Linked DNA regions of Homo sapiens: region 2 is linked to region 1. The links are chromatin contacts, found by Hi-C or POLR2A ChIA-PET in ENCODE. All regions are on one chromosome and are shown on one strand. Each heading gives the region's core, a stretch centred on a gene start or an enhancer-like site at or near the end of the contact. The rest is flanking DNA. Distances are from core to core; before and after follow the strand shown.

Region 1 (3,028 bases), core at 135-2,634:
ATACCAACCTGTGGTTCATTTGTGAGCAATTATTTAAACTAGTCACGTTCACTCACATTTAAGTTTGAATAATTGTAAGTTTCACAGTCCGTAAAGGACTTTCAAATTTATTATTTCATCTTGTATTCTCAAAAGCTTGGAGATGAGAGGTGGGAAAGACAGGAATTCATGCCCTACTTCTCAAAGGAGAAGGTTGGGAGATACTCAGTGGCTGCTATGAAGTTGATATTCAGAAATCCACCCAAGAATTCTGAACACCAGGCTCACAACTCTCTCCAGAAAGTAACTTCGCCCTAGCTGAGATCTCAGGAACTGGGTGATCAATGTCTTAAGAGAAAAAAGACAAAGTCAACTAGACGTCCGGAGACTTAGGTGTGAGCGTGCACTCATTTCTCTGGAGGTTTTGCCTGGGCTTCTCTCCCAGGCCTGGAAAGGACGGAGGAAGCAGAAAGAAGACTATTCTTAGAATCATTAAGTGCTCTCTAGCAGATACGGTAGAGATCACAACTCGAAATGCCTGGGAGGGTTCTCTTAACTGACAGGCTTGATATAAATACATTGCTCACTGCAGATGGCACCCACTACGGAGCTTTAGGCAAAAGTCAAAGATAAAGTTGCAATCTCTAGTCAAATGCTGTACCGTGGAAGCCCAAATACTCGGTATTGAGGGGAATATATTGCTAATATGACCACATCTCTAAAGCAGGATTGTGAGAAAACTCTAACTACAAGTTGAAGAATCTCAGCTCCATTTATGTGAAATTGCTTAACACCAACCTAAGAGCTAGGCTTATTGAGGAGAAATAGAAGCACTCTTGGGTAAAAGGCAAAATGGTTTATATAATGGAATATCTTGCATAACAAATGAAAAGTTTTGCAGGGCTGTACATAAGTATGCAATCAAAAGGAAGGACGTAATTCACTTTTATCTTTCCAGAATCTGCTTTGACCTTCAAACAAAATCACTCGCGTTGGTATTCTCTGCAGTACCTGCGTCCTCCTCTGCACATAGTTGGTGCTTAGTAAATGTTTTTTGGTTTAATTAAACTTTCTAGTTAATACTCATATTTTAAACTATTTTGTTATAAGCTAGACTCTGGTTAGAATATGAAGAGAAATGCTTGCGAGGAGTCCATTGATGAACGCTATTTTTAATATATTTTATGAATTACCTGGTGGTGTTAAGAGAATGATTTTGCAGCTCAGATTCTGTAATTCTGTAGCTCACCAGCATTTTGTGTAAACTCAGTGAAGAACTTTAGCCTCCCTGTGCCTCGATGTCATCATTTGGGAATGAGAACCCGCAGGCTGTGAGTTGAAGTCACCTCCAACCGCATGATGACCGGGAGTTTGAAAGCAGCCTGACACCCGGCCACCAGGAACTCTAACCCTGTCGAATCTCCAACACATTACGGACAGGCCCCTGCTCCTCTGCTCATTTCTGAAACTTATTTTTAGACACTGCTTCTCCCCCACCCACCTGTCCTCACAGGACTGTGCGCTCTGGTTTGGGAACAGGGATTTGAGCTTTAGCCAAAGGGGTGTCAATGGCAGGTGCTGAAATACATCTGAACATATCTCACCCCTGAGTCCTCCTGAGGATAGAAAAAGGCACAACCTGGTATCACAGAATCTTTTATTACGGGTATGGTGATAATTCCGAGTATTTGTTCCCTAATTTTATGCAAAGCATAGGCTGTCAGTGAGAGATCAAGAATGAGTTTATGAAACAAAATAAAAACTCCACGAAGTGTCGGGGTGCACGTAGCTTCGATTTGGAACCCCTTGAAGCGATTGTAATGCAAAGAGGAAAGTGTTTTTTTCCCCACCATTTTTGTCAAAGTTTAACTTGGCATTGCCACATCCCTAGTGTCTTGTAGGGAGGCAACATCAGCTCAAGGGAGAAGGCCTCTTGGTTTAAGGAAGGAGACCTCTGTTGAGGCTCACAGATGTCCGAGTTGCTGAATATCCTGGGTGAACAGGTAGGAATAAGAGCCAATTGGTAAGGTCTATAAAGGGATTTGACTCAGATAAAATACACCTTCCACATTAACATTTATTCCCATCTTCTCACGTTAACTCTTAGGGCCTGGTTCTTTGCATGTGGGAGATGCTCAGTGGTTTTTTGAAAATCATATAGTGTTTCTTCTAACTCTGTGACTGTGAATGCATTTGTATTTTAATTGGAAGGTTAAAATACCATGAGCTATTATGGGCTATTAGGACCTAATTTTGCTGCAAGAATGAGTAGAAAAAAATGGCCCATATCTTTAATGTAGGGAAGGTAGGAGGACTTTTTGGAAAATGTAATCCAAATTTTGATCTTAAAAAGATATGAGCCATGGACTTGGATTATGCACTGTCAAAATCAGTCTAATGTGTTATTACCTCAGGAGAAAAAGTTAACCATTCTTAGAACGATCTAACCTGGTGTTTAAAAATAGAAACAAAATATTTTCCTACTCTTCAAAAGCTATGTTGCAGCTGTTCATGGGAAACTTTGCATGTATCATCCCTCATCTTGCTTTTATAGACAGACAGATACATTCTTTCAATATGGGAAGAACGGGGAACCAAATGTTAGGAGGAGGTGGCTGGAATGTCTTCCTTGTAAGAACTGACTGAAAAAATTAGAGTTCTTTTGTCTGAAAGATGAAGGCCGAGGTGAAGAAATGATCAAAGTTTGTAAATTCATGAAAGGCATTGCTAACGTGATCATGGACCTCTTAGCCAAATCCCAGAATATTTAAACTGTGGCGTCAGCCTTTGAAGTTTGAAGAGGGTAGTTTTAGGATAGATGAAAGGAAGTCCTTTCATACAGCAGAAAGGAAATTTATGGAAGTTTTCAGAAGTTACAGGCAGAAAATACTGCCTACACATTTTTAGGGGACAGGATCGATCTGTTTAAGTCTCTTGTGAGGAAGATTGTGTTACATGCAGAGCCTTTTAAGGGAATAGAAAGAGTCCATGTTCCTTATGAGACTCTCTTAGTTTCACTCTCTAGGTTATAATACATAGGGAGGAAAAA
Region 2 (3,028 bases), core at 164-2,663, 110 kb after region 1:
ACCTGCTTTGTGGGTTTAGAGCTGCAAGAGCTGTACAAAAAGAAAGAAAGAAAGAAAGAAAGAGGAGAGAGAGAGAGAGAGAGGGAGAAAGAAAGAAAGAAAGAAAGAGAGAGAGAGAGAGAAAGAAAGAAAGAAAGAAAGAAAGAAAGAAAGAAAGAAAGAAAGAAAGAAAGAAAGAAAAAAAGCTCTTGGCCTAACCCTTAACCAAATGTGAAGTGCGTGTCATAGGTGGATGGAATGTCATTCTGCTCCTTGAAATCATCATTTTTAGCAACAGATTCATATCACAGTCACTTTTCCATGATGGCATCTCCACATTATTTTGACCCTTAATAACCATCCCAGGCACCAAAAGCAATCATCAGGTTCTATCACAAGCACTTTTCTGATACCTTAAAAATTTTCAGAGTCTGGGGCTGGTAATTTCTCTTTATGTCCCTGTAAACCCCAAATCAATCTCGACTTCCCTGCCCTTTCATCCAACTGATGCTGAGAACTTTCTCCCCAAAGAAAGAAAAGCCAGGCATTCAGAGTCAGATGTGGTGTGGACTGTTTCTGGTTAGATGACTCAGCCCATTTTTGTGGATTTCCCAAGATGCTTTCTGAAATTCTGTTGAAAAATATCTTGTGTGATCTGGTAACAAATTAAACAAAAGACAAACCACCAAATGCTTGCCTGTTTGAAAAGGCCAACCACAAAATACTCCGATTCACGGTGACCTATCGTGGGGGAGAAGCAGCTCTGGATCATCAGATAAATTCTAACTTCCACAAACCCCGGCTCCCTGGACTCCTTTCTGAGGCTTCATGAAAGATAGAGGGGGGTTTCACATAACTGCATTTCAAATAACTCTAAGGCTCATGACACCAAGATACTTTTTAAGGTTTTAGAAAACTTGCCCTCCTCTGCTGACCATGCCAAGATGCACTGGTGGCTTTGGTTTGCCTTATTTTGCCATCTTCAGTTTTAAAAGTATTGAGAGACAGAGGATGCTTGTTTGTTTTCATTTTGTTTTAATTCCAGAAGCTAAGTAATCACTTAATATATATTTTCTTTGACAATTAACAAAAGTGATTCATACTTTTTGTGGAAGTCTATTTTCTTTCCAGCAGCACACGCCCACATTTCTTTGGTGACTTACAGAGCAGAACAATAAGCACCGAATCTGTTTTTCACCAACCAGGATTCCTCGCCAGGCTTTTCCCAGCATACTCACGCAGATGGAATTTCTGGCTCACGCTTCGTCCTTTTGCTGTTGTTGTTGTGTTTGTTGAGGTTGTTGTTAGGTGTTTTCCTCTGAACTGAAAAAGGGATATATCTATGCTCTCCCTGATCTCTCGGGAAGCTGACAAAACAAAGAAGCGTACGTGCCCAGCACACACAGCCCCGCCCAACCCTGTGGTGTAGTTTGTCCTGCCCAAACACATGAACCACAAAGTGCGCTCATTCACAAACACACAACTTCCTTTCCTGAACAACAGCGCCTCCCGCTCCCGCTGGAAAGGGTGTCCCCAGCTGTCTGGGAGATGTCCTGCCCCGCCGCACGGGGGTGGAATTTGCAGTTTTGCAGAGGAGTCACCAAGACGAGGCAATTTGCTTGCTCTTGGTAAAGTTGTTTTGTTGTTGTTGCCGTTGATTCTATTTCTCTTTCTGGAACTGAAATGTTGGCCTTTGGAGAATTCCTGCGCTATAAGGAGTACACAGACTTGGGAAAACTTAGCACACCAAGAGAAGGAGTGGCACTATGTGTTTTGCCAAAACCCATCTGAAATTTCCTGTTTTCCACGTTTGGGATGTAACGTTAACTTTTAGGGTCAGAGTTGCTCTCTCCCGGGGAAGTTGCAACTTTTTATTCCTGACTTCTTCAAGGGCTTGTGAAAGATCTCCAATGTGCTTCTACAAAAGATACAAATGCCTTTTTAAGAAAACCCTCTGTGAGCTGCACTCATTGGATCTGAAACCAGATGCATTCAATTTGCCTTTAAGTCTTCACCAGCTCATCCTCAAGGTAAACAAAGAAAACTCAAGCAAGTGTACAAAGAATTTTATTTTGCCCTTGAAGATAGTAAAACAACTTCAGACATTGAATAGTCTGTGAACAATCAAAAAAGTTACACTAACATCTAATATTTAAAATGGCTTCAGTCAGTAAGAACCTAAATGTCATAATTTTCATTCTATATAGACTTTATTAATGACTGTTAGAGTATACAATGTGTGTGTATATTTATATACATACACTGAATGTTAGAATATATAATGTGTGTGTGTGTATATATATATATATACACTGAATGTTAGAATATATAATATACACACACATTATATATTCTAACATTCATTAATAAAGTCTATATCTATTAATGGCATTATATATATTAAAGACCTAATATATAATGATACTTTTATTGCCAAAAGGGAAAACTGCAAAAAAATAGATATTTTTACATTTTTAAGAACAAAGTCGAGGTCAGGCACGGTGGCTCACGCCTGTAGCTGGTGGCTCACGGCCTCCAGCACTTTGGGAGGCCGAGGCAGGCAGATCATGACGTCAGGAGATCGAGACCATCCTGGCTAACACGGTGAAACCCCGTCTTTACTAAAAATACAAAAAATTAGCTAAGCATGGTGGTGGGCGCCTGTAGTCCCAGCTACTCGGAAGGCTGAGGCAGGAGAATGGCATAAACACGGGAGGTGGAGCTTGCAGTGAGCTGAGATCAGGCCACTGCATTCCAGCCTGGGCAACGGAGCGAGACTCCGTCTCACAAAAAAAAAAAAAAAAAAAAAAAAAAAAAAAAAAGAACAAACTCTAATGGTTCCGAAAAGATGAAAAACTCTATATTGTTAGTTGTTTCTGAATAGAGAAGTACAAATACAAGCAATGAGATAAGATTAGATTCTGTAGAAACTTCCTGAGAAGCCAGTCTCCAATCTATAATCTCCTTATTCTTTCCTTCAAATCTTAAACCAACTGAATACAGATTTTAGCTGAAATATAGCCATATACATAACACCATTTACTCTAAA

Evidence for each region. Hi-C counts contacts between places; a loop is a spot of excess contacts on that map. ChIA-PET counts read pairs that join two places held with the same protein, here RNA polymerase II (POLR2A). Pooled maps may share reads with other maps.
Region 2: a loop to region 1 is called in a map of gastrocnemius medialis, with 6 times the contacts of the local background. The contact joins two enhancer-like sites. A Hi-C loop is called at or near these places in 2 of 168 maps with a recorded cell type or tissue (gastrocnemius medialis and psoas muscle) and 7 of 50 pooled maps. POLR2A ChIA-PET finds 5 or more read pairs at or near these places in 2 of 52 experiments (T-cell and activated naive CD4-positive, alpha-beta T cell).

Annotation. Positions count from the first base shown.
Region 1 is chr10:3,572,112-3,575,139 of GRCh38, reverse strand. The region is part of intron 1 of LOC105376360 (a long non-coding RNA gene); the gene reads right to left. Among named protein-coding and RNA genes, the nearest start is that of LINC02669, 71 kb to the right of the region's middle. Within about 2 kb of position 1,384, at least 2 of the 41 ENCODE cell types and tissues checked have a DNase peak (open chromatin) inside an H3K27ac peak, as active enhancers do; they include gastrocnemius medialis and psoas muscle, where a contact is called at or near this core.
Region 2 is chr10:3,465,981-3,469,008 of GRCh38, reverse strand. The region is part of intron 3 of LINC02669 (long intergenic non-protein coding RNA 2669); the gene reads left to right. The region is part of intron 1 of LOC105376360 (a long non-coding RNA gene); the gene reads right to left. The region is part of intron 1 of LOC124902538 (a long non-coding RNA gene); the gene reads right to left. Among named protein-coding and RNA genes, the nearest start is that of LINC02669, 35 kb to the left of the region's middle. RefSeq lists an enhancer at 502-1,701. Within about 2 kb of position 1,413, at least 32 of the 41 ENCODE cell types and tissues checked have a DNase peak (open chromatin) inside an H3K27ac peak, as active enhancers do; they include gastrocnemius medialis and psoas muscle, where a contact is called at or near this core.